4 separate regions of the Mus musculus genome follow, and all the other regions are linked to region 2. The links are chromatin loops, found by intact Hi-C in ENCODE. Cell type or tissue: left cerebral cortex. All regions are shown on one strand.

Evidence for each region. A loop is a pair of places that touch in the nucleus more often than their neighbours do. Peaks named below come from ENCODE experiments on the same cell type or tissue, not always from the same donor. Only the 100,000 strongest peaks of a DNase experiment are listed, where the experiment ranks them.
Region 1: it touches region 2 in a loop (4-fold over the local background); 9 of 42 quality-filtered maps call a loop at or near these places.
Region 3: it touches region 2 in a loop (5-fold over the local background); 12 of 42 quality-filtered maps call a loop at or near these places.
Region 4: it touches region 2 in a loop (4-fold over the local background); 6 of 42 quality-filtered maps call a loop at or near these places.

Annotation. Positions count from the first base shown.
Region 1 is chr17:26,714,642-26,722,641 of GRCm38, forward strand. Crebrf (CREB3 regulatory factor) reads left to right here and starts at 1,009. Exons shown (of 9, transcript NM_029870.2): 1 at 1,009-1,133. In left cerebral cortex, a CTCF peak has its summit at 3,454 (motif pointing right); DNase peaks (open chromatin) are centred at 900 and 1,658; H3K4me3 peaks cover 2,283 bases; H3K27ac peaks cover 2,054 bases.
Region 2 is chr17:26,776,693-26,784,692 of GRCm38, forward strand. It overlaps Bnip1 (BCL2/adenovirus E1B interacting protein 1), which reads left to right and starts at 4,387. Exons shown (of 6, transcript NM_172149.5): 1 at 4,387-4,484; 2 at 6,753-6,845. The coding sequence starts at 4,401. In left cerebral cortex, no CTCF peak of the experiment used is centred here; DNase peaks (open chromatin) are centred at 1,976 and 4,371; H3K4me3 peaks cover 1,352 bases; H3K27ac peaks cover 687 bases.
Region 3 is chr17:26,656,583-26,664,582 of GRCm38, forward strand. It overlaps Ergic1 (endoplasmic reticulum-golgi intermediate compartment (ERGIC) 1), which reads left to right. Exons shown (of 10, transcript NM_026170.3): 10 at 1-352. Among named protein-coding and RNA genes, the nearest start is that of Atp6v0e, 16 kb to the right of the region's middle. In left cerebral cortex, CTCF peaks have their summits at 3,818 (motif pointing right), 4,019 and 6,504; DNase peaks (open chromatin) are centred at 2,499, 3,825, 4,105 and 6,540; H3K4me3 peaks cover 1,558 bases; H3K27ac peaks cover 1,347 bases.
Region 4 is chr17:26,459,175-26,467,174 of GRCm38, forward strand. No RefSeq gene overlaps it. Among named protein-coding and RNA genes, the nearest start is that of Gm34455, 41 kb to the right of the region's middle. In left cerebral cortex, CTCF peaks have their summits at 3,645 (motif pointing right) and 7,640 (motif pointing right); DNase peaks (open chromatin) are centred at 3,657 and 7,664; H3K27ac peaks cover 2,101 bases.

The sequences.
Region 1 (8,000 bases), 62 kb before region 2:
ATCACAATACCCCCTTCCTACATCCTCGCCTGCTTTGAAACCCCGAGTACTCCCAAGGGAAAACTGTTATTTGAAGGGAATCTGATGAGGTTTCTCTGTCCTTTAGTCTTCTTTTCCTATGCTTAAGAAAGTATGTTTTTCTGTGTCCATATGTGTGTGCGGGTGCAGACCAGTAACCCTGCACCCAGAAGACTAAGACAGGAGGGTCCAGAGTCTAAAGAGATTTCTGGAAACACAGGCTGCTATAATTAGGTAGGTTGTTTCCTTGAACAATAATTCTCCTGAGGTTTGTTTTTGTATTTTTTTTAAATAGTTCTCTTATCGTATGTGTCTGTTCGGAGAACTATTTGGGATAATGAACCTACCACAAACTACACATCCGATAAAATATCAACAGGATTAAGAGGCGTAAATCATCACATTATCACAGGTTAGACAGTCTTGTCCATAAAGCATCTAGTAGCAGTTTCTACAGCTGAATACAGGTCCTATCCCAAAGATGTATGCAGCCGACTCAGGGTCTGGGGATCCAGACTCAATAAATATGAGTTGATGAATGAACAAACAACTGAAGGCCAATTCAATCGGGGAACAGGAACGTCATTTACTAAACAGAATGTCGATGCAGCCCCCTACTAATTAATATTCCTGTAATCCCCCGTGGTTCAGTTAAACTGTAAAGTGGGCATTTGGACTCCTTGGCCTTCATCTTAGTTCTGAGGCTACAGACTGAATATGGAAGCCTCTGAAAAGAACATCACGCACGAACGCGAGCTTACTGCTCGCTATCCCCAGCGGCCCACGCCCACGCTCAGCAGCAGCCTACTAGCCCCCGCTCCGCCCTCTCTTCCTGGTTTTCCCCAGCAACCCGCCCCTCTGGTGTCACGTGACGGGCGCTAGCCCGGCCGAGCCTCTGATTGGCCAGACTTCAGGGCGCCTCGCGATTGGCCTGGGGCGGCGGGCCCCCGCCTCCCTCCTCCTCCTCGCCGCGGCCCACGTGAGGGGGGCGAGTCACGCGATTTCCGGGAACCCGTCAGGAAGGACATAAACAAAACAAACCGAGGCAGCATGGAGACGGCCCGCGGCCGCGTAAGCGCGGCCGGATCCAGTGCCTGAACCGCCTTCAGCCTCAGGTGAATGCCGAGCGGTCGCACGGGCGGGCGGGATGCAGCGGCAGAGAACCGCGGGTGAGAGGCGCGGGTGCCCGGCTCCGGGAGAGCGGGGCGGGGGCCGCCGGGCCGAGGGCGCGCGGAACGGGGTCGCCGATGCGAGCCGAATCGGGCTGCCCCCGCGGCCGACGGTTATATAAAGGGCGGGCGCGCGCCGGCGGGCGACCCCGTTAGGGCCGTGCCCTTTGCGCTCCCGGGAACCAGGGATCGCGACTGCCGGCAGCCGGCCTGTCAGAGCGGCGAGCGGGTGGGAGGGGCCGGGAGGGAGGAGAGGAGAGGAGAGGGGCGTGTGAGGGAGACCGGCACAGCTAGTGTTCAGAAGGCTCCGGACGGAGGAGCGGACCGGGAGAACTCTGGGCAGGGGCGTCGTGGGGCTGCTGTTCCCCCCGGCCCCTCCCCGGAGGCTGCGGGACTGGGGCCTCCCTCTCGGGATTTGTTTATATGTCCTCTCTAAGCAGCTTGAAAAGCCCGGAGGCGGAGCCCTCGCTGTCGAGTGGCGGCCGGTGCTGTCCAATGGAGGAGGCAGACGGGGTCCGTGGCGCCAATGGGCGCAGGGAGGCGGTGCCGCGCCCCCCCTCCCCCCCAGTAAGTTAGGCTGTGCTGGGGGTTGGTCCGACAGGGCGGCCATATTAGATGGGAGGGGACGGGCCTGGGGACGGGGGTTGTCACTGAGCGGGGCGGAGACGGGGCAAAGGGCGAGGAGCCGAGCCGAGCGGGGCGCGGGCCGGGCGGGCTGGGTGTGGGCTAGAGTCCCGGAGGGACCCGGAAGATGCCCGGAGGAGCCTGACCCGGCTCAGCCGCTCCCGAGTGGAGGCGGCCAGGGAAGTAGCGAGGGCAGTCTAGCCTCCCAGGGGGCGGTTCCTGGGTCTAGATGAAGCTTGGTCTCTGGCGTCTCCTTCTTGGTCGGCTCTCCGCTGCTTGGTAGATCCTGCCACCAAACCCTTTAATCGCCCACCTTTAACCCAAGAAAACAAACCGTTTTGCTACTTCTGAGCAGGCCTGAATCTTAAGACTACCTTAAGGAGGTATTTCTGTAGTTAGGGGTGTGTTTCTGTACCAGGTCTCCCGTGTAGAGGCAGGCATTCAGAGGAACTTCTGCTTTTCTGGGTATTGCAAAGAGAAAATTGGGACTGGAAAAGCAGACAAAATTGAGTGAGCGGCGTTTCTATCCACCCCCCCCCCAAAAAAAACAAAAACAAAAACAAAAAAAAAAACGTGGATATCTTCCAAAGATCAGGCCCTTGTGTTTCAAGTCTTAATTTGCCTCCCTTGCTCACATAAATTGGAAGCTAACATACTTAATGAGAAAACAGCCTTGAGAAAAGTATTTAGGTCTGATGAGTCTTTAGACTTTTGTCTATCCAGTATCAGCAAATGAGAAAAAGAATGAAGGTCTGACTTATTTTTTCAAAAGCAGAAATAGGAATTTTTTGTAAATTTTGTGACCTATGGTAAAATGATTGTCACTTTAATTCTACTTTAAAATATTTTTCAGTGTTGCCTAGTTTAAAAAAGCTGAGAGATACTCCAAATGGGGAAATGTGGATACAAAATTGGAATTGTTTTGGCACCATATTAGCCTTGTTAAATGCTTTTTAAAGCTTTTAAGATGAGTTTATAACCTGTGACCTCATGTTGTCAAAGGTAGTAGGCTATTGATACATCTTTGGTGAAGTACTTAGGAGTAGGAATACATCATAGATATATCACCCTAGGCAGCTCTTCAAGAGTTCAGCTGAAGAATATTAACAAATAGTAAATAAATTTTCATCAACTTTTATTGGTTTTATGTGACTGACCCTCAGTTTTGTTAAAACTTGGTAAAAATATAATCCCGGGTTATTTGATATATATTTTTTTAATTAGATATAATTTTTATTTTTATTTTTTGTTTGTTTCTCAGGCAGCATTTCTCTACATAGCTCTAGCTGTCCTGGAACTTAACCCGTAGACCAGGCTGACCTGGAACTCAAAAAGATCCATTTCCCTCTGCCTTCTCAAGTGCTAGGGTGAAAGGTGTGGGCCACCCCCCCCCCGGCTATATATAATTTTTATAGTAAATAAAATATTACCTATCACTTAATGTTGTATTGCTAAGTCCAAATCTGTCCTATTACTACAATCAGTTATAAAAGGTAGGTCTGAAGTTAGAACCAAGCAAAGGTTTTCATGATACCCAGAACACTTAGTCAAAGTTGGTTTTCATTGCTTATGTACTAATTTTTTTCAAGATTTTTTTGTTTTGTTTTTTATATGAGTACACTGTAGCTGTCTTCAGACACGCCAGAAGAGGGCATCAGATCTCATTATGGATGGTGAGCAGCCATGTGGTTGCTGGGAATTGAACTTAGGACCTTCTGAAGAGCAGTCAGTGCTCTTAACCGCTGAGCCATCTCTCCAGCCCCATGAAGTAATTTCTTTTTGTTTTGTTTTGGTTTGGTTTTTTGAGACAGGGTTTCTCTTTATAGCCCTGGCTGTCCTGGAACTCACTCTGTAGACCAGGCTGGCCTCGAACTCAGAAATCTGCCTGCCTCTGCCTCCCGAGTGCTGGAATTAAAGGCGTGCGCCACCACCGCCTGGCTAGTAATTTTTTAAGAATGGCAAATATAAGGGCTGGTGAGATGGCTCAGTGGGTAAGAGCACCCGACTGCTCTTCAGAAGGTCAGGAGTGGCTCACAACCATCCATAACGAGATCTGACTCCCTCTTCTGGAGTGTCTGAGGACAGCTACAGTGTACTTACATGTAATAAATAAATAAACAAATCTTAAAAAAAAAGAATGGCAAATATAATACACTAGAGATTATTTTTGGCTAAAATTCTTTTATATGCTTAATATAATTTGGGGTTTACAAAATGTTGTTATGGAGTCAGCGTTTTACTTTGTAGTCCAGTTGGTTTTGAATTCCTGGTCCTCAAGCATTTCTTTCCTGCTGGGACTACAGTTAAGTATCACTGGGCTCAGGAATTTCTAGTATAGTAAGAATAGAAAAATAGATACTTCCAGAGCAATATTGGGTTCTCCACTCACCTTGACACTTTGTATGTTGTATAACAAACTGAAAAACAAACTTTGATGAAGAAAATAACCTAATTGGTGTAAGTTCTGGCGTAAAAGGGTAACTGATTAAGGTCCTTGGTGGTGGTGACTAAATAAATCCATTGGATAATGGGAATACGGAGACATTCTATTTAATTGTCGTAGTGTAGTGTAGTAGTTTTTATTTTTTGTGCTGTCCCCCTCCTGTCCTGGAACTGATTGTGAAGTCTAGTCTGGCCTTGAACCCACAGATATCTGCCTGCCTTTTCCTCCTAAGTGCTGGGATCAAAGGTGTGAATCACCACACTTGGCAGTGTAGTGGTTCTTAAAATAGTAAACTGAATTCACTGTTAGCTTTTAAAACTTAATTTTTAGTCAAGACTGATGATAGGATTTTGAGAGTCATTAGTATAGGCTTATTTCCAGTTAGGTTTGTACCTGGCTGTTTTGGCAAAGGCTTCACTGACTTTTACTACATATAGTAGTGTCTCATTTTAAGGTAAACATATTGGCTGGTCATAAATCTATCACACTATTTTGTTTGGTTCTGTGAGGTGGGGCCTTGCAGTGTTGCCCAGGTTGACTTTGAACTTCATGATCTTCCTGCTTCAGCTTCATGAATTCCTGGAGTCACAGTGAGCCATAGTGCTTAGTTGTTCTAATCATACCAGGACAGGAGTAGTTGAACTTTTCCCAGTGTAGGATTAAATAGTAAATATTGAATAACCTCTGTGGTGGCTGTTCACCTCTGCAGTTTGTGTGGTGATGACTGATAAGATAGGATAGAAAACCAATGAAACTTTATAAGAGTAAGGTGTGTTTATTAGTAGTCCATGGTCATTGTTAACCTGTTTTTAAAAATACTGTCTTGAGTTTGAAGTTTTTGCAGAGGAAATTGTAGAGAATGTAAACACACACTTCAGATAGTATTGGATCAATAGTCTATTGTATATATATCTCCTACCTTGAGAAAGTTTCATTGGAAGAACATAGGGCACAATATCCATGTAGATGTTTTGAAACTGTTTAAAGTAGCTATTGGTATATATTAATATAGTCCTGTTTGTTTTATAGGCACCCCACCCCCACCCCATTTCTGAGACTTTCTTTTTGGTATATATTCCAGGCTGGCTTTGAACTGGCCTACAACTTTTTGGTTTTTCGAGACAGGGTTTCTCTGTATAGCCCTGGCTGTCCTGGAACTCACTTTGTAGACCAGGCTGGCCTCGAACTGAGAAATCCGCCTGCCTCTGCCTCCCGAGTGCTGGGATTAAAGGCGTGCGCCACCACGCCCGGCCTGGCCTACAACTTTTGTTGTGTGATGTTTGTTTGTTTATATTTTTTGAGATAGTGTCTCCTGTTGGCCAGGTTTAACTCAAATTATGTATCCAGTAATATGACCTTGAATTCCTGATCCTTCTACATCTCCCATTCCAGTAGGGGATTATAGGTGTACACTACCATGCTTGAAAGAGCCTTGCATTTTACTGGTTTGTGATAATTGGGTGTTGTTGTTGTTGTTGTTGTTACAGGGTCTCTCTTCATAGCCCTGGTTGTCCAGGAACACTAGTCTATGTAGACTATGCTGGCCTTGAACTCAGAGAGATCTGCCTGCCGCTGCCTCCCAAGTACTTGAGTTAAAGGTATATGCCACCATGCTACATCTGGTTTGTGATGATTTTTTTTTTTTATAGCAAGGTCCCTTTTGGTTGGGGGGGTCACAAATCCTTTTTCCAAAAAAACTGTATTGAATTTGTTTGTGTGTACAGGTCACATGTGCTACAGTGTGCACAAGAAGCTCAGACACCAGCTTATCCTCCTCTTTCCATTGTGTGGGTCCTATGGATTATACTTCAAGATTGTCAGGCTTGGTAGCAAGTGCCTTATTCACTGAGCCATCTTGCCAGAGTGTAAAATCATTCTTGCTGGTTTAGTTTGAGTCATTCTTTTGGGACAAAGTAGACTAGGAGATAGATTTGCAGAGGACTTCAGTGTTACTTCATGTCTCTAATGCTGTTCTGTTCTATCACTAGCCACATCTTGTCTGCTTTCCACCAAGTTTATGACTTTTCTTCCCAAACTCTGTATCTGAAGTCACTCTGTAAGCAGTTTTCTAAGCTGCTGTTGATTTACCAGTTCCAGTTTATCCAATTCTTCTTTCCATCTGCCTTTTTTGAGACTATCTCAGGCTAGGCGTGTGTTCTATATAGTTGAAATTGGCCTTGAGGTCCCAGTAGTCCTGCCTCCGCCTCTCAGGTGCTGTGATTAAAAGCATGAAACACCATGTTTAACTATTTTGTCCTTTCAACACCAACACTGATGTGATATCTTGTGTTAGAGACTTGTGTTTTCAATTAAATTTCTTTCTTCAGATAGGATCTGTGTAATGTAACAGTGCTTGCCCTTGAACTCACAAAGTCCACCTGCCTCTCTCTTCTTGGTGTTGGGCTTAAAGGCCATTGTCTTAGTACTTTGCTGAGCTTGCTCATCTTTTAGTTTTTTCCAGAAAGGGTTTCTCTTTGTAGCCCTGGCTGTCCTGGAACTCACTCTGTGATCTAACTGCCTGACTATTGGGTGTGTGTCACCACTACAGGCAAACACTTGTTGGATGTCTCCATGTGCCTTGAGTATAATAGTGTGTCTGAGGGTTTGCTGCTGCTTGCTCTTCCTGATGAACCTGTCACCTTCTCTATTACAGACTTGCTGCTCACTGAGGGATTTGAAACACTACAAGAATAAAACTTAAAAAGAAGTCTTTATTTTTGTGAGGGGGGAGGTAGGGATAGCATGGATTTCTGTTTATAAATTTCAGTGTAGAAGGGCTGGAAAGATAGTTTAGTGGCTAAGAGTACTGGCTGTGCCTGCGGAGGACCCCCATGTAGTTCCCAGCAACTACATGTCGCCTCACAACTATCTGTAACTCCTATTTCAGTAGATCGTATACCTCCTTTGGCTGTTCCAGGCACTTCCTACATTTGGAGCAGAGACATGCATCCAGGCAAAACACTTGTACACATAAACACAATAAATACATCTTTTAAATAGAGACTCAGAACACCTTTAAAACAACAAGGCTTAGTGTAGTATAAAGTCAGATGAAGGAGAACTGAGGAGATAGCTAAGTGACTCCAGGTGCTTATCACAAGCCTGATACCATGAGTTCAGTCCTCGGGTGGAAAGAGAACAGTCTCCTCTAAGATTTCCTCCGACTTATTTGTGCACTCTCACAAAGAAATGTAATATAATGAAAAAATTTAAAGTCAGACTTTTACAATGTTACTATCTGGTATGTGTGTGTGTATGTTTGTATGTATGTGCACATGAGCATGTGCATGGTGCCATGTGTTTGTAATGTATATGTGGATAAAAGTGATACTTTTATATAAGTGTCTTCCTTAGTCACTCTCAAATTATTTCTGCACTTGAGCATGCATGATGCTTGTGGGTGGGTTGGTTCTCTCTCCCACTTTTATGTAGGTTCTTGGGATTGAACTCAGAGTAACTGGTTTGCACATCAAACACCTTTACCTACTGAGCTGCCTTTCCCCCATCACATTTTCTTTCCATTTTTAGTAAAGTGAACAGATTTACTAGGAGAAAGAAAAAAAGATTCCCCAAGAGTGGGAAGGTTGCAAGGGTGATTACTTTGAGACAGAACTCAGAACGTGGAGGTGGCTCGATGGCTGGCTAGTAAACTCCAGGGAACTGCTTGTCTTCCTCACCACACATAGTCCCAGTTTGGGGCTTCCAGCCGCCGCACCAGCACCTGACTTTTACATAGGTGCTGGGAT
Region 2 (8,000 bases):
AGCCATCCATTCCTCAAGACAGCCTGTTCCAAGACTATTCCAGCCTCAGAGAGCAGAGGGGGCCGACTCTGCCGCCTCTCTTTGGGGCATGTTCAGAGAGCTAACACCCTAATTATTGACACCCTAAGCTGGCTTTTAATTTATTTCAGTGAGATTTAGCTATACAGAAATTATTTGATAGAAACATTTGCTTTTCTGTAAACAATAGTTTATACTTAGTTTGTCCTTTGATAACTTGGACAAAACCATCTTTAGGCTAGGGGAGCTGTGAGCCTAAGCCAGTGGAACCTGCCTGGGTGAAGGTGGCATAGGAGTAAATGTTGTTCAGCAACAAGCATTTGTTGAGAACCTCCTCTGCCAGGATGGATGTGTAGATGCTGTGTTACAGAAGGATGGAAGAGAGCTCCACAAAATCAGTCCACCAAAGAGGTTGTCGTGTGGCCAGAAAACACAAGCAAAGCTGGAATTATAACATCCTGTGGGATGCCGGGCATGGTGGCGCACGCCTTTAATCCTAGCACTCAGGAGGCAGAGGCAGGCGGATTTCTGAGTTCGAGACCAGCCTGGTCTACAAAGTAAGTTCCAGGACAGCCAGGGCTATACAGAGAAACTCTGTCTCCAAAAAAAAAAAAAAACCCAAACAAACAAACAAACATAACATCCTGTGGGGATGGTAAAGAAGCTGCTGAGGACTGGGGAGAGGGCAAGTTTTTTAGAGCGCCAGGTGAGCATGAGGACCTGAGTCTCGTCCCCCACACGCAAGTGAACAGCAAGGTCTGATGTGGACACTTGGTAGATCCCTGGGGCCCACAGGCCAATGTGGAAGCCAAGACCTGTCCCCAAAACAGGACAGTACCTGAGGGATGACACCTGAAGCTGACCTCTGGACTATACACAGACACATAAGACTTGAACTTGTTCACAACCCCCACCCCCAATTTGAGTGATACTGAGGCCATAAAAAAAGCAAAGTAAATGTACTTTCCTGTGGGTGGGCTCTCCTTCAGGACTTAAGTTTGAAGACCACTCTTTACAAGGGCTCTTCTCAAAGTGTTGGGTATTCTTAGGAGCTAGGTAAACTAGGTCTTCCATGATATCATCAGTGAGATACATCAACTAGTGAGTTCCTGAATTCCTTTGTTCTTTTTTGGGGGGTGGGGGATCAGGTTCTCTGTGTAACAGTTCTGGCTGTCCGTCCTTCAATTTGCTTTGTTGACCAAGCTGGCCTCAGACTCACAGAGATCTGCCTGCTTCTGCCTCCCAAGTGCTGGGATTAAAGGCATGTACCACAATACATTTTAACTGGTGAATTCTTAAGCAACAGTGCGATGAAGAATTTGAAAGAAAAATATTGAGAAGTTCTGTCCCAATTCAGCTGAAAGATTTAGAATTAGAAGGTAGTAGACGTCCTTACATATGGAGGTGGCACCCCTAAACCTTGCTAGTTGTCTTAATAAGAGCCTCAGCTACTATCAGGCCCAGTGAGGGTGGTGGCCTTGTCCCTTCTACAGAAGAGTCGACAGCACTCAGATGATAGGACAAGCCCTATATCCAGGCAAGGGTAATACAGTTCAGTTCATACTCTAATCTGCCTGAGGCGTTCTGAGGATAATTCATATTTACCTCAGGTTTGCCAGGCCAGTATTTGAAAGAATGCCCATGCAGAGGAAAGCAAGCTGTTTAAAATGTGAAAGTCAAAGATCTGAAGCTAGTCAGTGTAGAGGAGTTCAGAGACAGATACTGAACAAAAGGAGCAAGATTAGAAGGGATTCAGGGCTGGTGCAGGGGGTATGTGACTGCTCCTTCAAGACAGCCTCCAGCTTAGGGTTGTCTTACTGGAACAAAATGGCTTGGAAAGAAGAGAGATGGGGAGCTCCTTGCTTTGACTGCTGCAGACACAGCTGATTGCGTAGAAATTTCCCCAAGAAGGATGATGGGCTAGGATCCAAACACATGAGAACAATTTGTCCAGGGCTGACTGTGGGTTTTCTCCAGTGTCTTCAGTGGGGAGCTTTACCCAGAACATTGCAGTGATTTGAATGGCAACCTAGTTCTTTTAAAAGTTTTTCATCTTAAAATAGTGCTTGAATTAAAGAACAGAAAATGTACTAAATTGAAAGAAAAGTGTACTATGGAGAATACAGAAGAAACTTGAATGAAAACACACACTGGATTCCAGAGCAGGACCTGTCAACAACTTAGGAGTTACTGGCACTGAGTCACATTGAGAATGTGACTCCCATCTTAACAAACAAACCAAGAATATGTTAAAGTAGTGAGAGAAAAATAGGTGGGAAATATGTTGTAGTTGGAAGAGGATAAATCAAGTATTCAATCCTCTATCATACAGAAGTCTCTGTATAGAAACATTCAGAGCGTGAGTAGACGGGCAAGTAGAGTAGAGTTTGAAAGTAGTCTGGAATACACAGAAAAACAGGATGGTCAATGTGGCATCCAGAACCGAAGTGAAACAAACGGGGGGCCCTTTAGTGTTGAAGCCACTAAGTAACCTAGAAAGTGTGAAGCTGGTTCTGCGTCTCACACTGTGAACCACATATATTTCAAAATGGCTAAGCATACAAGTGGGTTTTTAAAGAATAAGCAGTAGACAGACACGCTGATCCTTGTAGAAGAGGAAGGACTTTTTAACATAGACCCAAGTCCAGAGTCATGAAGATCTCCCAATGCTATGCAAAATTATGGAAATTTAAATCCTCTTTAAGGCAAAAAAGCACCATCAGCAAAGTCAGAGTCTACAAATTCTGCAGCTCATGTGAATACTAATCTCAGTCTCATTCATTATGAGAGATGCAAAAGAAAGGAGTTTTTTTGAAAAAGAGACAAAATGATAACACCAGTGTCAGCACACCAAGCTGGTAGGGCTATAAGGAAATAGGCATTTCCACAGTTTTGCTCATGCAGTGTAAACTGATATAACCAGTATGACGAAACAGGCTTCACACCACAGTCCTGGCTGGCTTGGAACTCATGGGGATCTCCCTGCCTCTACCCCTTGAGTGCTGGGATAAAGTCATATGCTACCACACCCAGATAAAAAGGATATAGGAAAGCTTGTGTGGAGCTAAAATGCATGTCTAGTAGCTGCGGTGTTAATCAGTGCCTGTAATTCCAGCAGTTCTAGGTCATCCTTGGCTACATAGGTAGCTGGGAACCAGCTTGGGCTCTGTGAGACCCTGCCTCAGAAAAGCAAAGAAAATACTTAGGGCCTTTCACCTGTCCCGTGTGTTCTGTCATCGTCCTCCACCCCCTCTTCCTTCCACTTCTATAGCCTAACAAATCAAGTGCAGCTGCTGGGCAGAAGCATTTCATAGAAAATGGCCGCACGTAGGGAAGTAACTCCCAGAGTGTTTCTTAACAGTACATGTATAGCAACTAGTGAGCACTGAGTTCAATGCTACATTATCAACACCTCATTCCATCCTCTAGGTGACCTAACTTAGGAGTGATGCTACTGAGGAAACTGATTACAAGCCTGGAATCCAGGCCTTTGATACTTGCAGCCAGCTACTGAGCACCTTTTAGGAAGTGGGTGGTACAGGGTGCTTTGGGACAGGTAGGCGTGGAGACTGGGGGCTGTGTGTGCAGTTTGAGAAAAACATTTTAAAAAGAGGGAACCCATATCCAAGACGACAGAGCCTGGAGAATCCCGGAGGGTGGGGGAAAAGTGTCCAGTGGTGTTGAGGGCTTAAGAAATAATAATTTTAAAAAACACTACCCTTCTTTGAGGTTTGCACTGACATTGTTTCTATCACACCACACAGTCAGAACTACTCCTATGAGATACTTGGAATCCAATTCTACACAAAGGGCAGGACCAGAGCCATAGAAATGTGTAAGGACAACAATGCAGGATCATGGTTGTACTAATGGAGGTGCCCCAGTGACCTGTATTTAAGTCTGCACCTTTACAAGTTTTGTGTCTTCCTCCATAATGCATACCTACTGTATACATTTTGCTTTAAATTTTAAAGAAAAAAAATGTAACTTTGGTGACATCCGAATTGATCCTTTTTTTTTTTCCATCCAAAAGGTCACTAGAATAGCGGGTTGTTGTTGTATCTCTAGTACTGGGAACAAACCTGAAGGCCATGTGGCATGCCAGCCTATCATCACCTGAGTTGTATTTTCCCCTCCCCCCCACCCCAACTCTAATGGTTCTTCATAATCACATTCCACTTTTCCGTTTAGTAGGAGCAGACCAGAGAAGCTGTGCGTGTTCTACGTGACAAGAAAAGTTTCAGGTCTGGACTCTTGACCTGGTTTGATCCACACGGGGTCTCCCGCAGCATCACATTTGAAGAAGTACGGAAAGGCGGGCAGGAGCCACGTGAACGCGTTCAAGCTTGGCTGCTGCCGCTCGCCGTAGCCGCATTTCCAACATGGCGGCTCCCCAGGATGTCCACGTCCGGATCTGTAACCAAGAGATTGTCAAATTCGACCTAGAGGTGAAGGCGCTTATCCAGGTACAAATTCTTAGGCTCCTGTCCGGCTCTCGATGGCCGCCTTGACATCTTCCAGAATATTCGCGCCTGGTCCGGTTCCAGGATGGCTCCTAAGGCACCATTCGGTCGGTTCCCCGAGATCACTGACCTTCAGGCTTTTCTTTTGTGAACTGTTGGTTTGCCCACCCCTGAGTTACCCTAACACGCCGCTCCCTTTCCTTGGACTGCAGCCGTGCTGGGCTAGCCCGCCCACCCGCATTCTCGGCTGTAGCCCCGCCCCACCCCTCGCCCTGCTCGCCTCCCACGCCCACTTCCCTAAGTTAGGGACCCTGAGGCACCCAAAGCCACCTGGCCCGACAGTCCCTGCCCGAAGCTAACTAAGTTAACCTGGGACGTGGTTGTAATTTTTTGAACAAAGAATTCAAATATTGTGCAAGATCCTGGGTCAGAAGGCAGGCAGTGCCAGTATTAGGACCTGGATGGGGAAAGCCAGCCTAGGAAAATCATTTTAGAGCTTCCCTACCCGGAAACAGACTGGAAAATGAGGCGCTTATCTGGAAGCAGGTCTTAAGTAGGAGACAGTAGTGCAGGAACACAAGCAAGAACAGGGAATGTAGAAATGGCTCCAGAGTTTGGCAAAAAGAACCCAACCGGCTCAGAATACAAGCTGTGACAGCAAATAAGGAAAGGGTAGGGGTGTGACTCCGCTGGTGAGGACTTTGCCCAGCACTGGGTTCGCCATCCCCAGTGCTGCATAAATGGGCTGTGCCTAGCTGTTGGGGTAAGCTTGGCTTTACTAGCCCCTATAAAAAGGAGCATGGAGAGTAGTGCTCTCTGGTAAGCCAGATGTACACTCTGCCACATTAGCAGTTTATCCTGTGCTGTGAGGAAGTGTTGATTTTGTGAGTAAGCTAGAGAACAGGTAAAGAAACGCCGCAAACTTTACTCCTGAGATGTGCAAACAAAAAAAATGGGCCAATTCTAGAAAAATAAACAAGATTTATACAAGTGAGATTACCAGAGGCTGGGGGTAAATTTAGCTCAGAGTAGAGTTAAAGTTTAGCCATGTGCAAGGCTCTAGTTTCAGTCCTCAGAATGCACATGTAAATACATATACATACATAACACAGAGTTGCTAGGGTAGTGGCTCTAGCACTTGGGAGGCATAAGCAGGACCATCATGCATTTGAGGCCAGCCTGTACTACATAGAGTCTTCAAAAAAACAAAACAAAAAAACCCTTATATCCAAAATTTGAAAAGTTGGGTTTTCATATTATATCATAATATAAAATTATGTAATAGCATCATAATACTTCATATTATCATAGTTTCCTGTTAGGTAGGCCTCTGGTGACATATGTGTTTTGGGTTCTTATGGTTACTAGTGAGTAAGCATAGCCCCATACATTGTATTCTTTCAGTGTTCCAGCTATTCTGCTAAGTGTTCTACACAGAGAAATACCATCTTGACGTAGGTAAGGTGAAGAAATGGAGGCACAGAGAACTGAAGTTTTCCAAGACTGCACTAATAAATTGCTATACGCAGGATTTGAATATATGTAGCTTAAGTCTAGAACCTGCTCTAAAATTTGGCTCTCATAATTCTGACTTTCTTTCCAGAAGCAAATTCTCAGTTCATCTTTAAACGTTTTTGACTTGCGACAGATGGTTTGTAAAAATCAGACTAAATTAACTTTGTTACAGGTCACTAGGGATTTAGTTGGAAGGATCTGAACTTACAGTATTTTTTAGATGTCTATTTCTGTTGAACATGGAAGCTGTTTAAGCCTTTCCTAGTGGCACTTTGTTAAACATCTAAGACGAGGTTGAGGTTTACCTATCTACACACACAATGCATATGGAGTCTATGTGCATGCAGGGGTGTGTATTCATGTCTGTGTGCATTTGTGCATGCGTGCACATGAGTCTCTCTCTCTCTCTCTCTCTCTCTCTCTCTCTCTCTCTGTGTGTGTGTGTGTGTGTGTGTGTGTGTGTGTGTTTTGCTGCTGTTGAAAGCCAGGGCTCCAAGTATGCTCTGCAAGTGCTGTACTACTGAACTGTGCATCCAGTCTGTTTATTCATATTAGGCTCTCGGTGTTAATCTTACAAGGAATGAGGAAGCTGAAAATGAGGAGTTTGCTCTTGTGTGGAGGAGAGCAGCACTGAGCAGGACAAGGTAGAGCTTGGGCCACCTTAGCTGTGTCTGAATCTGCTTTCTCACTGTGCCGATGAGGACACTTCATTTCATTGACGGGAGAAAGGTCCCTCATCTCTTCCTTGCCTTCCAGGATATTCGAGATTGTTCTGGACCCTTAAGTGAGCTTACTGAACTGAATACTAAGGTGAAAGAAAAGTTCCAACAGTTAAAACAGAGGATCCAGGTAAGTGAGGCTACAAAGCCTGTTCTGGAAGGGTGGGTAGCAGGGGTGCGTGCTCTGGCCAAGAAGAATTTTTGCCTGAGAGTTGACCAGGTCCTTCACATGCCACCTGGAGAGAGTAGGAAACATTGTGACTGTGAGGGTGACTGGACTAACAAAGTTTGGAACCTACACACTCATTCATTCCCTACTTGAGTCCATTGCCAGAGTTTCCTTGGTGTTTCCGGTGCTATTATTTTGCACAGTAGTAGCCTCCTCCCGATTTCTGGAGTTACCGCCCCCACCTCATGCTCATGACCTCACTTTCCCTGTGGTGCGAGTGTTGTCTCAAAACACAAATGAGAAGGAAATGTGACTAACAGCCATCTCCACTGCTGTGTCCTAGGGATGAGTGCTACGAATCTGCCCAACACTGGCTGGGTCTAGAACCACCTGGCTTTGCTGCATCTGGTAAATGATATTGTCCCCAAACTGTCCTTCAACAGATACTGTTCCTTAGCAGATGAAGACAGTCTCTTCCAGAGCTGGCAGGAACGTAGGCAGAAGGAGAGCTTAGACAATGCTTCTGCCTTGAACTGACTTCAGAATGTCAGCACTGTCACTGTACCTGGGTGATCTCCATCTCCGCTATTGCTTCTTCCATCTGAACTTTTAAAAAGCATCTTGCTTTCTCTGCGTTATAAACATATCATATGTGCGGATGTATGGGTCCACAGCCATTGGTCTCCTTTATGTGTCTTGGGGATGTCCTTTATTTCTTCTCTGCACCCCTCCTTCTCCCAATAGGTAACTGTTCTGATCTGATCCTTCCACGTCTTCCCAGGGTTTGTTTCGCTGATATGTTCCCACTGTAGGAGTGGACATGCTGCAGCCTAACCATGTGGGGGGCATGTTTATACAGCTGTAGTTTTTTCTAGCCATTTCTTTCCTAACAGGTATCCATTTGGGCTGCTTGCCTGCTTTAATTCTTAGAGCTAATTCATTTTCTTAAAATGCCTTTCTTCAGACTCTGCAACTCTAAGGAAGACTGTCTCCTAAGTGCCCGCATGCTTACCTGGTGTTTATTTCCTTCCCTGGGTTTAGGTAAATGTTCTCACGTAGATTCACTCATTTGTCATGTTCTTACCCCTGCCTCCCTCCAGCCTCTCCTTCAGCATA
Region 3 (8,000 bases), 120 kb before region 2:
ACTTCCCTTTTTATATGAGTTGATTCTTATTGTGTATGTAAACTGCCCCTGGCCACTTGGCTAGATTTCTTATCTTCTTTTAAACATTCTGTTCCACAGTTTAAGAAACCAGTCCCTTTGGTGTGTGAATCTGTCACCTGTGGAGGGTTGGGCAGGGTGGGATGGGACGGGAACTATGTGGCATGCGTATGAGTTGAAATCCCACTTTTGTGAGGACACGGTATGCCAGTTTCCCATGGAAGAGACGCCTCTGGCCTGTTGTTCTTGTAAAGGTATTCTTAAGGGGACATATGTTTTGATTCTTTCCCACTCACTGGGTTCAATTAGATATTAAAAGGCTGCTTTTCAGAAATATTGCTGTGACTCTGCCTTGATGGTGGCTGGGTAGCCCAGAGTCTAGGGTGGGAGTGAGAGTGAAATTTAATTCTACAGAAAGAACAGCGGTTGACAGTGCTGAAGAGAGCCAGGTGATGGCACACGCCTTTGATCTGCCTTAAGCTCATAGGAGGCTTAGCCAGGCAGATCTCTTTGAGTTCAAGGTCAGCCTGATCTACAGAGTGAGTTCCAGGACAAAGCAGAGAAAACCTGTCAAGAAAAACAAGAATAATAAAGCCAGGTGTGGTGGCACATGCCTTTAATCCCAGTACTCAGGAGGCAGAGGCAAGAGGATCTATGTGAGTTCAAAGACAACCTGGTCTACAGAGAGAAGCCCTGTAAAGGGAGGACGAGCAGGAGGAGCAGGAGGAGGGGGAGGAGAGAAGGTCTGCCGAGAACCAAGAAAATCTTGCAGGATATGGTTACAAACCATTGACCTTGAAGAGCCTAGTTGGCTTTATCCCAGTCAGATTATATATGTAGAGAGTTGTGGAAGCTTCTAGAGAGAGGATTTCTTCTAATCAAGTTTAACTATGGGTACCTTAGGGGGAGATCACCCTGGGAGGAGGGGAGCCTGATGTGACTGAGCCACGGGTGAGGCACCCAGGCTGGCAGTCCGTTCACCCATAGAACACTAGTTTTACTAAAGTGTTTGCTAAAAACAAAAGAACCATTTCCCGTTTGTCCTCAAGCAGTAGCGTTTCCAGAAATTTTGAGAGATCTACCCTGGGATGCCACCTGTCTGGAACACAGACCACCAAGGGACTTTCTCCGTGGATGCTCCTTGGAACTGGATCCATGAACTGACAAATGTATTTGAAGTTGACATAGAACATGGAAGACTGAATCCTAGCCAGGGGCCCTGGGCTGCAGTGCTTCTAAGAGGCAGTGGTGAAGGGGCATCCCAGGGAGAGGTTCAAGTGCTAGGCGAGATGGGTGTCATCATGGAGGAAACCTGGGAAGAAGGGAAGTGTAACAGGACTCAGAGGAAGGAGGAAGAGGGGAGGTCAGTCACGGTAAGTTGCTTTTATTTACTAGAAACAATGACAGGCCATTAGAGGTCTAAAGCCTTTTTTAAGAGAAAAATTTGGGGGTGGAGGGGATGGCTCATCAGGGAAAGGAACTTGCTACTGTAGCCGTCTTTGCTACTTTGTGGGTTCTTTTCCCCACCCTTTATCCCCCCAGTTTCCCCTGCTATCACTACATAGGAAAGGATAGCAGGGGGAGACAAAGAGAGATCTCAATCTATTTTTTTCTTGTTCCTCCTTTAAGCAGGACTACTAACAAAGTGCAGCCAACCCCCCACACCCCACTCCTGTACAACCACCAACCACCTGCACTGCCTCTTGGGGCCCTGGCATTTATACACCTTCTGAAAAGTTCCCAGAATTCTAAATATCACACAATCGCCGAAACCATTTGCAGCCAGCAAAACCGTGCCTCTGCTAGAGCACGAGGCAAATCATAGCTGCTTCGGACAGTCAGAAGCAGCCTCGCATCCCACATCCCCCAGCTGAGATTAAAGTGAAAGCACGTTCTTTTATTTTTGTGTTCTTAAAGAAACCAAAATTGTCACTACAGCTACCAGTCCTGATGACCCACATGATGGAAGAATTAGCCCCCTCGTTGCCATGGTATATAATGTATGAATGTATATACACACAAGTAAATACAGAAATGAAAAATATTTAAGGGCCAGTGAGATAGCTGGTGTATACGATGACCTGAGTTCAATCCCAGAACCCATGTAAAGTTGGAAGGAGAGAGTATGTGTGTGCTTCCGTATGTGTGCCATGACGCTTGATCACCCTCCCATATAATAATAAATAAAATTTATCTTTAAAAAATTATTTTAAAACTTGTTTTCGGGCTCGAGGTGTAGCTCGGTGTTACAGGCCTCCCCCCACCCCCAGCACAAAGCAACCTGGTGCATGCTTCTCGAAGGTTCGTTATCTGAAGATAGACATGGTATCGTGCGAATGTGAATGGGAACTCATGAGGGAGGGCATTCTCCGAAGACCCCTTTTCCTCCCCGCAGCTGCTCCCTGCCAGTTCTTTGCTGGTGAGGTCATGCATTTCATTCCAACCCATCACTGGGAGGACTTGGCATTCTCGGCATGCCAGGAAGAAACAGAGGCGTAATCACACCCTGGCCACACAGCTAGCAGGTGGTAAAGTTGAAATTCCAACCCAGATCGGCCTGACTACCGGGTTCTGAGGAAGCACGGGGCGGGGGGGGGGGGGGCGGGGGGGCGGTTGGTGGTTGTTCCTCAGCCCTAACGTCATCTGAGCAATGTCAAAACAGAAAGCCAAAACGGAGGAGAGTCAGAGCAAGAGGGCCTTTTGTCTCTTTTCTTACAGTTCTCATGTGGTAGTGACCTCCAACCATAAAATTGTTTTTGTTGCTACTTCATAATTGTAATCTTACTGTTATAAATTGTAAGTGCTTTCAGAAGCAGAGTTGCCATTGGGGTCGCGACCCACAGGTTGAGAACCATTGCGTTAAGCCATCCTATAAGAAAGTGGGAACATTACAGAGTCAGAATGCTTCCACGTCTCCTATCAAAGCTCTGTGCCAGCTTTGTGGAGATGCCGAATAATCACTACTTGATTGAACATTGGAGGAAACCAGCAGCAGGGACAGATCTGAATGTACAGTAGAGGAGGCAAAATAAGGGAGCCAGAGAATGGATGAACTCACTCCCATGAAGCTCTGCTGTGAGGACAACTGTGACCCTGCTGGGCACAGTCATGCTGGCACCTGCCCCCAAGTCTCCATAGAAACAGAGAGAGTGACTGATGGTAGGCCCCGTGGTACAACTTTAATCACAGTAGAGGCAGCCGATAGCAGCCTTTCCCGAGCCCTTCTGACCTGGACACACTGACAGTGGGTGGTACTCCAGTTGCCATGGTCTCTTTAACCACAGTAGGACACTTTGTCCAGGTGGAGCCTTCCTCCAAAAATCTCCAACACAGGTTGCAGAGGCGTCTAGAATAAAGTACTAAACCGGCCCCTGCAGTCCTCAGAGCTCCAGTAAGACTGGCTTTGGACAATTTATCTTCCATCTTACCAACTCTGATAAACTAGGACTATGTACAGGACCAGTGTGAAGATGGCTTTGGGCAAGACATCTTTTCTATATCTAAAGGTCTCCATTTGTTAAGGAAACATTACAACCTTGTATCTAGAATCTGGCACAAAGTAGGTTTTCAGTCCATGCACCATGAATGGATGAGTGGCAGGGCTAGAGACGACGAACGAATAATACTTTGCACAGAATATCACTTGGGTTCCTAAGATGAAAACAGCAGAAACCACAGGCCCTTTCCCTCCCTCCTCACTACTACAGTGCTCAGGACAGGTGCCTCCTTCACAGCTCAGGCAAACCCAGGAAGGACCAAGACTTCACTCCCAGAGGATGCGCAGCGTGTCTCAATCTGACGAACCTGCAGGTGGCGCCCGCGCTACCAGCAATCTTCCAACAGAAGAGCAGAGCTCCGGTGCAAGGCTGAGGAGGGGAAGGCAAGGACCCAGAGGTGGGGGGGGGGGGGGGGGTGGGCGGCCATGGACTCAAGACGGTGAGCTGGCTCTTCCCCAAAGCTCTCACTCGGTTTAAAAAAAAAAAAAAAGGTATAATACAAAAAATAGAAATAAACGGTAGAGAAAGCACACTTCACACTGTCTCCCATCGTGGCGCATCGCACCTATTTCCATCAAACAAAGCTAAGGGTTTACATAATTGTGATTAATTTTAGGAGTCTGAGCGCTGAGAGCCAGTCCTCAGCATAAAAGCCTAAATGTGAAGAGTACGTACGGTAGATGCAAAGGCTGACTTTTGGACTATCCTGGAGTGAGCCAGCCCACACATCTGATTTTCTTAGGAAGATTGATTAGAACTGCTTTGTGCCAGATGCTGTCCTGAACACTCTAGGAAACCCATTTAATTCTCACGACAACCTACTGAGATTATACCTACTCTACAGATCAGAGAGTTAGGACTATAAAACTGACAGTTCCCATGTCCAGCAAGAAAGACACACTTGGGACCAGGTATGGCTTTATGAGCCAAGCAAGGGCTAAACAAACAACGGAGGGGTTGGGGGCGGGGGGACATTTAGGGAGAACATTGGTTCTCCCTAAAATTCTTGGAAGGTGAGAGAACACTTTTTTAAAAGTTCAGATTTGAGGGATCAGGAAGTGTAAGTTAGTGGTAAGGTATGTGTTTAATATGTTGTTATAAGTTCAATCTCTAGCATCAATAAATTACATTTTAATTTAATTTAAAGTAATGCAGATATAACCCTGACCTTCCACCATGTGTTTTTATAGAATTGTATGCAATAGGACCCAAATTTCTGCATATAGAACTTCTTAGTAATTCTGAAGAAGCCAGTCAGATGGCTTTTGAAAGGTGTGTCATGGTGTTTAAAGAATTTGGACAATTACAATCAGCCTGTCACATGGGTAGGGTTCACCCAAATTAAACTAGACACAAGTAGAAAATATTTAGATTTTTTTAAAAGTTCATCTATACTGAATATGTACAGATTTTTTTTTCTTTTCATGTCCTAAGCAATACAGTATCAAAACTCATACAGCCTTTACAGTGTACTAGTTGCTATATCTAGATATGATTATGCAGGAGGACATGCATAGGATATACATATACATATATATGCCAAGTGAACATTATGATGGAATGGACTTGAATAGCCATAGATGGAGGTTCTGTGACCAGGATGCTGAGAGCAACTGTGCAGTATATATCTGTTAAGTTTAAACCCTGACTGAGGTACCTACTTAACATATTACAGTGCACCTGGCCTCCAGGTTCTCCCAGCACCCCTCAGGATGCTTTACATGGTATGGCTGGCAAGCCCTGCCCTCTACCCTGAAATCAAGCTGTGCTGCTTCCCCCCAGAGACTCTTCCCTATATAATCCAGACATTCTGGTTACCCACCCTTCCTTTTTGTACCTTTGGCCTCCCGACTGCTGCACTTGGTTCCTCTCTCTCCCTTCCTCTTCCCCTTTCCATCTTCCCATGGTTCAGGGTCAGTTCTAGCCTGGACTCTTCCAGCTATGTCCGCCTCTGGCTATGTCTCCCTTTTATCTACAATAAACTTTCTCCTTCACTGTTCCTGGGAGCAGTCATGTCCTTTTCTTTCCTTTTTCATTTTTCTTTCTTTTTCTTTTTCTTTTTCTTTTTCCATTTGAAACCCATGTAATTTCTACAGACTCCTTTGTGGTGGGAAAGGGGGGGTGAAGTTTGGGGGTGAGGTGTTTGGGAATGGAGAGAAACTAAAAAGACATCATCAAGGAACTGGGGCTGCATGTGGCTCAGTGATAAAAGGGTTGCTGGGAAATAGGAGGTGGGTCTTCGTCTTGATAAAAATAATTTTTGTTAAAATGGACTCAAAAAGAAGTTGAGAACCATCTTGTGGGCTGTAAATCTCAGCTGTGGCAGCCGGGAGGAGAGATGTAAGAAAAGGCCAAGAAAAGGTTGCAGGCTGGGCAACGGAGGTCTCAGAGCAGCTTGTGCGGGTGTGGGGTAAATGGGTGAGGGAAGAGCTGTCTTCTGGGAATAATGCCCGAGGTGTCATGGCAAGCAAGGTGGGCTTTTAGCCTAGTTTACTGGGCATCCTCCCTTTCCTTTGAAATTTTACATTTTAAAGAGGGGCAATTTGCAGTGCTTCTCTATCTTAAAATGGGTGTGTCATCAAGGAAGCAGGAGGTGGGAGGCCAAGCAGATTTGGACAGAGTCCATCCTCAGTGGTATCCGAGCCGGCTAATGCCTGTCGAAGTACCCAACAGATATATCTTGGTTGGTTGGCTGATTTATGAGAAAGGGTCTCATACACTCCAGGCCAGCTCTTAACTTTTGATCCTCTGGGCTCTCCACCTCCCCAGTACTGGAATAGTAGGAATGAGACACCAAGCCAAGCTAGAAAGGGTCCCAAAGCCCTGGGTTCGGTCCCCGACACAAAACCAGAAACTGAAGCCAGAGAAGCATCGATGAGCTTCTGTTTCAGGCCCTACAAAGCGGTTCCATTAGGGGCTCCAGCCTGAGGTCCTGCCTACTCCGCTACACGGAGAGAACATGCCGAGACTCAACTCCAGCCGCAGGGGGCGCTGTTCTGCTTTCCTGAGGCAGGAAGCGCAGACTCGCGTCCCTTCTGTGCTTGAGCTACAAGAAATGTCATTTCCGGGCCTGCAATGCACGCCACCGGAACCGGAACCGGTGGGTAGTAGTGGTTCCGCCAGGACCCAGATTGTAGGCAGTTCCATCCCTTGGTGACTTCGGACCGCAGCATAAACCTCAAACACCATCTCTATGCCCCCTCCTACATGCTCTGAAAGACCTTGTCTTCCCGGCTGTCCAAGAAACTGCGGCAGAAGTAGAGCGTCTGCTCTATGCCCATTCGCAAGGACCAGGTACATCCAAAGGTCCTCGAGTTCTAGTTACTCAAGGGCGTATAGCTCATGCACCTCGTTATCATGAAATCCTGCAGGAGTCACATACCCCGAGACCTCAGCAAGGCGGCAGAGTGACTGCCGACAAGCTAGACCAGAGCCACTACAGTGCATTGAGTCCCCTTTGCCCTTATCACAAGCAGACTGTCTCCAGGTACAGATCTGACCATTGTTTTAGGGAATGAAGTGAGATAAAGTGAGGGGCTTTGCGTATTGGATGGACATCTGATGGTTGAGAGGTAAATTAGTAAAAAATATAACGAGTGAAGTGGAAAGAGTGGCGAGGCCAGTGATAGGCAGGCCGGGCTGGGCAGTTCCGAGTGCGCACTGCTCTTACAGAGAAACTGAGTGTAGCGCCCAGCGCCCATGTCTGGCAGCGTACAACTGCCTGTAATTCCAGCTGCAGGGAGATTCCATGCCCTGGGCCCTATGGACACTGCAGTCATGTGACATACAGACGTATACACATCATTATACATAGGCCTTTAATCCCAGCACTGAGGAGGCATACAAATTAAGTTTGAGGCCGGCCTGGTCTACACAGATCCAGTTCCAGGATAGTCAGAGCTATATAGAGAGGCCCTGTCTTGAAAAACCAATATGAACCTGAAAATGTTTGCCTTATATAAAGGAGAACGTCAAGAGTCTTCAGGCCACCGCAACCTTGCAAATCGCTCTCCTTTGCAAACAAGCTGGAAAATTCATATTCTCTTCTTTCTCCACATATCCTTCCTGCTACTGCTCTGTTCCTCATTTCATAGTCCGGTTTCTCAAAAGAGTCGTCTCCACCTGCCAAGCATAGTGATCTATGCTTTAATTCCTGGCACTCAGGAGATAGGAGCATGAGACTCTCTCAGGCCAGCCTGGTTTACAGAGCAAGTTCCAGGACAGCAAGGAGACATTGTCTCAAAAGACAGACAGACACAAAGAGAGATAGACAGAGAGAGGACTACCCTGTGTTCCCATTCACTCGTGGATGCTCTCCAGTCTCATCCCTGTCCCAGCTGCTTAGGCTGGGGTTATCAGTAACCTGTGTGGCTAAATCCAGTGGCCACATTCATTGGAGGTGGCACCACCACCTCCATATAAGCATGCTTATGCTTACAGTTGCTGGCAACGTCTCAGACTCCTTTTCTGGGTATTTCTCTCCTC
Region 4 (8,000 bases), 320 kb before region 2:
AATTGACTCTCCTCACCGTGTGGTTCACTCCTATACCGAACATTTAAAGACCACTTCCCTCACCTTTTTTCTTATCAGGTTGTTCCCTAAAGTATATAGTCTGACAACTGTTTGCAAAGCATCTGCATTGTATGGAGGATGATTCTGCAAATCAGATGAGCTGATATTCAGGAGGGATGCAGGTCATGCACAAATCTCTCGCTGTTTGTAAAACTGATGTGAGCATCTAGGATTTTTGGTATCCTCCAGAGTCCTGCAACTAGTCCCCACTCCCCCAAGCAGGACTGGGGAGTGTGTGAACATGCTCTTACAGCTCCAAGATGGAGGTGCCTGCAGACCCTTTGATGTGCCCTCAGATGCTATAGGGCAGGGGGAACGCTCTCTTTAATAAAGCATTTATTACTCTCCCTTTAATAAACTCTCTCATGAATACACCATTGATTCCCGTTCTTGAATGATCCATCTTCACAGCAGACGCCACCTACAAAAGCCTCACTGCATAATATCCTCTTTCCTTGGGGCTTTGAATTTCAGAATGTGGAGCTGTGTGGAGGGTTCAGACACTCGGATAATAGCTAGGAATTTGTTTTGAGGCAGAAATAATGGAATGGGCTGGGAGAATTGGATGGGGAAGGAATCAAATATGAGCCCTAAATGTCCAACCTGAGACCTTGGGTAGGTGGTCATGCCAGTAGCCTGGGAATATCAGAGAGCCATGAGATGTCCATGAGACAGACACTCATTATTGCTATGGGTCTGGAGCCAGGAAAGTTTTAAAGCCAAGATACACAGGTAAGTGCAACAACTTATGGTAAATATTTAAAAATCATGGATTATGGGCTGGAGAGATGGCTCAGCAGTTAAGAGCACTGACTGCTCTTCCAGAGGTCCTGAGTTCAATTCCCAGAAACCACGTGGTGACTCACAACCATCTGTAATGGGATCTGATGCCCTCTTCTGGTATGACTGAGGAGAGTGGCAGTCTGCTCACATACATAACATAAATAAATCTTTTTCAAAATATCATGGATTGTGTCAAATCAAAGGTAAGGATGGACAGAGAGATGGGAGCTCGTGACAATCAAGGAGCCTCAGGACTGAGAGATCAAGCAGACTACATGATATCCAGGAGACAAGAGAGAAAGGAGAAGACTATATCAAAGATGCCACTGTTGTTGAGGGAGGCAGGATTGGGGCACCAGCAATGGCAAGGATGCTAGGGAGCTACACAGCAGCTGGACTTGAAGCCTAAGTGTCCTGCAGAGAGACTGGGGGTGAAGGGGACAAAGATGAAGACATACATTCTCTCCCAGGTTGCTGAAAGGAGGCTGGAGAAACAGGCGGTTGTTAGAAGGAGTTTTCTGTAGGACTAGATGGTTGACCATTAGTAATGGCAGAAGAAACAGGTGTTGTGGATAAGGAGAGTCAACACAGTGACCTTCTAGGTAGTGTTGAATATTTAAGATACATGGCTCCTCCCAACAAGTGCAGATAGAGCCCTAAAATCAAAGACAGGTGGGACTCACCCCATCCCCAAAGTCTGGGCACTCCCAACACATTCTGAACAACCAGTGTTCCAGTATAGAAGCTAATAAGCTTAGAGAGTGGAGCTACTGCTGGTTTTGTTGATATCTGGGACCTGGCTCGAACGCTGGATTCCGGATGTATACATACAACACACTTTGTGCTCACTCCTACAGCACCCCCCCCCCACACACACACACACTGCTGGTTCCCTTCTTCTTCCCAAACATCCTGGCTTCTGCTTCTATTTCTTCCTCTCGATAGGAGAGAGAGAACACGTCGTGGACACTGTCTACTCTTATTCCAGACTGGACTGGACTTCAAATCACCTAGGACACACACCTCTGGATGTGTCTATGAGAGACAGGGACCCTGTGTCTCCAACGCAGCTGTCAGAAGGCTGGGGCTCACAAGGGCCTCTCAGGTCACCCACTGGTTGCTGGCGGTTGGCTCTGAGAGCAGAAGGCACAAGGGAGATCCTGGGGTCACGCACGCAGGGATCAAGGGTGAGCACTCAAAGGATGTGAGAGCATGAACAGGGATGGAGGTGGATCAAGATTGTTGAGCTGTGGGTGTGTAAACTGAGGGTTAGTCTGTGTGAGTGTGAAGGAAAGCAGGTAAGTTAGGCATTTGAGTGTGTGTAAAGAGTGTGTAGGTGGCAAAGGACACAGTCATAAGCATGGACTGTGTATATGTGGGTATTCATACGATAGAATGTGTATGTGTGAGTAACTGGTGTTGTTTAAGTGAGGTGTGTGTGAGAGAGATAGAGAGAGAGAGAGAGAGAGAGGTATATGGAATATGGATATGGTCTCATCCTATAGCCCAGGCTAGCCTAGCATTCATGATAATCCTGCCCAAGGCTTCCTATGCTGGGATTACGGGCCTGGGCATCTTTGTGTGTCTTTTGAACTTACAGCTCTTTTCAGATTTTAACCCATGTAAACACTTGAGCTCTATGGAAGGAAGCAGCTTCAGGAACCCACATGGCGGCGGCGGCAGCAGCAGTCTAGATGGCTGAGATGTATATACACCAATAGCGCTTATTATCAGGAATGGTGATTGAGGTTCGGGGTATCTGATGCTGGGCTACTGTGTGCCATAAGAATGAACAATGGAATGATAGAGCAGCGACTCAGACGTGCTGCAGAACCTGGACGCCGCAGTTCCAGAGGAGGCGATGGAGCTCACTGAAGCCCTCTCTTCTGGAGACACTGGGGGAATCCCATCTCACCTTGCCAGCTTTCTCGGGTCCTCCAGCCTCACACCATGCTGCGGGCACAGCAGCTCAGCAGGCCTGCCCATCTCTTCCTGCCCTCTTTTCTCTCTCCTTCCCTCATTACTCACTCTCTCACCTACAAAAGTCCATCATACATCATACATTATACATGCTCCATTCCCCAGTTACACATGTATACACACCATATTGACTTACATGCTCAATCCATCACACATGCACTCTCCCCTCAATTACACACACACACACAGACACACACACAGACACACACACACACACACACACACACACAAAGGGTCTAAGAGTTGATCCTTTCTCCTGGGCCTTTGCTGGGTTTTTGGCAAGGTGCTCTTGGTCAGTAAGAACATGATAATTGGTGGGTGTGCATGCTCATACACACTCAGCCCCGGTGGCATTGATATTGGTGCTAATCCACTCACAGGGGCAGGGCCTCTCTGACCTAAAAGAACACAAAGGCCTCAGCTCCATCAGGGATATGCTAGGCCTCAAGTTCCAGCATATGAAGTTAGGAGCCACACTCAGACCTAACTCCCGCCTACATAGCCAAACACCTGGGTCCCAGAACCAGCCCTGGCTCATCTCCTCAGCAATTTCTCTCACAGTAGGACCCTCGCCTCTGTCAAAACAGCCACCTCCACTTCCAATCCTCTCCTGGGCCGGAGAGACCCCATCCAGAGTACGTTAAACTGTGGCCGTTGCCTGGAAGGATGCTCCTCCAGGTTCCTGCTCTCAGGGAGTGTAAATTGCCTCTCTGTCATGCATATCTTCCTCTTTCCTGCCTATCTTTGCTCCATCCTCTCCTGTTTTGTCTAGCTGCAACAGCCTTGAGTCACAGTGACCATACACCTTCAGCCCACCAGAGGGCGCTATAACACGGGAAAGCACCTACCTGATTTCCTTTCCCGTTGCACCCTCTCTGGCAGGTGACAGTCCAAAATCCACAGGCGGCTGGAGAACCCTGACTGGACCAATGAGTCTGTTAGTGCAAGCTGCCCAGTGCAGCTTCCCAGTGTGTATGCCTTTCCCATCCCTCCACAAACCCTGGGCAGAACGTTTGCAGTTTGACATGTGACATGATTAGCCCGAAATTCCTTTTCCTCCTTTGAAGCGTCAGGAGCAGATTTCTTCTTGCGGAACGTTAGCAACAACCTCAGACTGCCTTTTCCTTACCGTATATGAGTGAACCTTTTCACCTGAAGGGAGCTCTCCACAGCCCTCTGTGAGGCTTCCAAGTCGCAGCCTCATCTCGTCCCATTATTAAGTCTGAGAAGGGTCATCTAATGGGAGCACTGGCAGGATGCACAGTTGATCTGAACACCAAGACCATTCCTCAGTAACTGTGAGCATAGCCCACAGCATTGAACTCGGCCAAGGGATGAGTCTTATCCCAAGTGGTACAGAGTGGGCTAGTGTGAGATTCCAATATGCTGCTCTCGAGTTCCGCTTTCTGAATATAGTAACTATAAGTGAGGGCTGGAGTCTAATGGAGTTGAAGGGGTTCCACAGTCAGGAGGAGAAGCTAGGCTCCTGCGGTCTCCTCCTTCAAGGATAAGCATACTTGGTAAAGAGAGACCAAGCCATGGCTTGACCCCTCCCGTGCTACCTCCCATCCATGCCCAGAGGACAGCCTGTCCCTCAAGGGGGTGGAAGGATCCATGAAGCCCATGAGAACTGGGCCCCGGACACATCGGGGAAGGAGCATGGTGCTGGCTCAGCAAACATCTGTGGAAAGAGCCAGGTGGCAGGACAGTTCTGATCCCTCCCGTGCCCTGAAGTCCTTATGACCCCCAGCAGTAGGTAGCCTGCTGTTCTTCACATTTGAGGATAAGAAAGCTGAGCCACAGCAGAATCCAGTAGAGCTCCAGGCCTCTACCCATACTTCCTCTGTCTGACCACCAACTCTGCAACCTGGCTTCCTTCATACCAGTGATTCTCCAAGAGTGGTCGCCAGGCAGCAGCAGCCTCCACTGCCACAGCAGCAACAGCAGCAGCAGCAGCAGCGTCTATACTTGACAGAGTCTAGGGCCTAGATGGGCCACACAGTTCATGCTCCAATGTGCAGACAGCCATGTGAGCCTCTGTTCTGTATCAGCCCTCTCTGGGATTTGGGAAATACACTTGTGAGTGGAAAGATTCCAAGGTTCTTAACAAGTCAAGCTGCTGCAGAAGGTCGGGGCTGGTGGCCTTGGATGAACAGAGCCCTATGGTTAAAAACCCCATATAAGCATTTCTGTTTCCATGGCAACTTGAGTTTATCAGGCAGCCGGAAGGGCTGGGAAGGACTGGAGGATGCTCAGGTTCACGCCAAAAGGTCAACATACAGGTACTCAGACCAAACCCCTCCCCTCCAGGGTGGGGCCTGGGAAGCTGCCGTTTGGACAGAACCTGTTACCACCCAGTGCAAGCTAACACTGGGGACCTCTGTATCCATAGAAGGCTTCAGACTAGACAGACTCATGGGGGCTGGTTTTGTGACCAGGTACAAAGCTTACCCCACTATACCCTGAGATTCCTCTCTACAGAAGGTAGTCCTGGCAGGTGAAGGAGTTGGATTCGGAAAGCAGATTAGCTTGGTGCATCTAAAGGGGGAAATCAAGGTAGATGCCGGGCAGCGAAGGTTAAGCCGTAGACTCCGCAGACCACGGTTTTCAAGCCCTGGGGCAGTACGGAGCCATGGAGGAAATGAGCCCCAAACCGGTGCCATCAAGTTTGCATTTTCCAGAATTACAGCCTGAGTGGGGCTGAGCTGAGGAGGAAGAGGGAGGGGCTGTGCTGGTTAGCTCTAGGCTACACTGTGTAGGTTCAAATCCCTGCCCCACCCAATCCCACAGTGGTGGGAACTCGAACTATTGGCTTAACCTGTTAGTGTGTTGGGGGTCTAATCTGTAAAAGGATATGAAAGTCTGATGATAAGAATTCAAGGACCCATATGAAGCCCGCAGCCTGCGTCAGTGCTCCATCGGCAAAGGTCTTATTGTTCTTCCGTGAGCAGAAGCAGGAAGCTACGTACCATGGCCAGTGTAAGCACTCTGGGGACCAAGGCAGGTAGCGTGGTCATTGAAACCCTCCGAGTAGCTCTGGAGACAGTATGGCCCTCTGTCACATTAGAACAGAGACTCCCAACCTCTCAGAAGCATAGACCGCCTGCTAGAAATGTAGAGCTGGCGGGAAGCGTGACCCTGTCCCCCGTGAGCCCTCAGCCCAGGCCTGCCCACATGACCCAGCTTCCTGTTTGTGATACCAACATTGGAGGGAGGAAATCAACAACCCCACCCAGGGCTAGAGGGCAAGAATGTGGATGTGCTGACGTCAAAACTTGTCCCAGTTCTGAAGAGATGGGATGGGAAGGGCTTCCTGCTGAGCTTCTGAGCTAGCCTGCTCTGAGGGAGCTGAGGTGACCTGTGACAGCCCACTCAGCTTTCTCTGTGGGGTGCTGCAGGGGTGAACTCGTGTCCTGCCACAACACAGCTGTAGGACCTGGGCAAACACGTTGCAAGTCTCAGTCCCGTGTGTATAAGGGAACGGCAATGCTAATGGAGCAAGGGTACCCATCAGGTCTGAGAGAAGCCCTCCCTCAACCGTGAGCCTTCTCCTCACTGAAAGAGCCACAGGAGAACCTTGCCTTCAAGAAAGATCCAAGCCCCTCCTGGGGTGAAGCATGCCCTCGCTTCCTTCAGCTCCTGCCACCATCTACCTGGCTGGCAAGGCAGGGAAGGAGAGGAAGCCAGTCACAGAGCATGAAGTATTTCCAGGGGTGGTGAGGAGGAGTTTGTCCAGCATTTATGCTGTGACTCAGGCTGAAGCCTGGACTCAGGCACTTCCTGGTCTAGTGACTCAGTTTCCCTTGTTATACAGCAGCATCACAACACAAGGCCTGCTTTTCAGCTTTGAAGAGGCATTGAGGCAACTATTGAGTACTGGTAGGGCCCTTCATGCCCCATGCTTGGAGGGCCTACTACGTGCCTGAGGCTCTATGCACATTTGATCTTGATTCTTGGCTGAGCCTAGAGAAATTAGAAATACTATTGACCACATTGTATGGCGTGATAAGCAGGCCAAGGGACAGCCTAAGCTCATGGAGCCGGGGACCAGCAGAGTCCAACGGAGAGCACAGGCCTCACTAGCATCAGGAATGTGCCTTCCATTGGAAGCATGCCCTAATAGTATTAGGTCATGCCCTTGACCCCAGCAGATGTTTCAGGGACCCCTCCCCACCTCTACCCCATAGAAGGTCTCCTGGTCCACTCTCCAGCCTGACCCTCTGGTTTCAAATGTGTCCACATAGGCTGTAGGAACTTGGCTCAAGTCTGGCCTCCTTTCTATAATAGACTGCTTGGAATCCAAAGCTGGAGTCCTGGTGTCCTCTGTCCCACATGCCTGGAAAGGCACTGTCAAGGTTCTTCACCCTATGAGACTGAATTTCCAAGCTTGGTACTGAAGGAGAGCTGGCATGGAGGACTGACACAGGGTCCATGAACCCCCCCCCTAGGAAGGCAGAGCCCCCTACAGCAAGCACCTGGGAGGGAAGGACCAGGAGTGGGGCCGCCATGGGGCCAGCTGGGCCCTCACTGGGCTGTCTGCCCTCCTCCATTTTCTCTCATTTTCCTCTAGGACATCACTTAGCCCCATTTTGGAGCCTGGATTAGACTCGAGGTTGGCTGCCCCCAAAAACTTGCAACCTGGTCCATACCCATCTTTCCCCTGAGCCTGAGTTCCCCGGTATGCTACAAAATTCGGGAGCCCCCCCTCCCCCAGTTACTGATGAAGACATCACATCTTTAAAGACCCTAGTACATCTCACAAAGCATCAATAAACTGGCATCCAGACCCAGGGAAGGGTCCATGAATGATCCTGAGAGCCCCTTCCTTGGGTGTCCAGCAGGTGGCAGCATCAGTCCCTTGTTGGCACACAGACTTTTGCTCTCAAATGCTTTATAGATTTTGTTAGCAATCCCCCCACCCCACCCCGTTCCACCCTGAGCTACACCCCCAAGCCCTTACAGAGTTTCATGCCATTGGTGGTGAGGAACTAGATTTAGAAGTTGATGCTCCTGGAGAATTTCCTGCCCACTAATCCCATAGGCCCTTGCTCCTAGCAAGGCTGCGGGCCAGCCCTGTGGGAAGAAGCAGAGGGAGCCTTACCCTGGAGACCCCTCCTCCCGCCGCCCTGCCTGGCTCTCCACAGCCCTCTGCATCCAGGGCTCTCTCACTTTCTCCA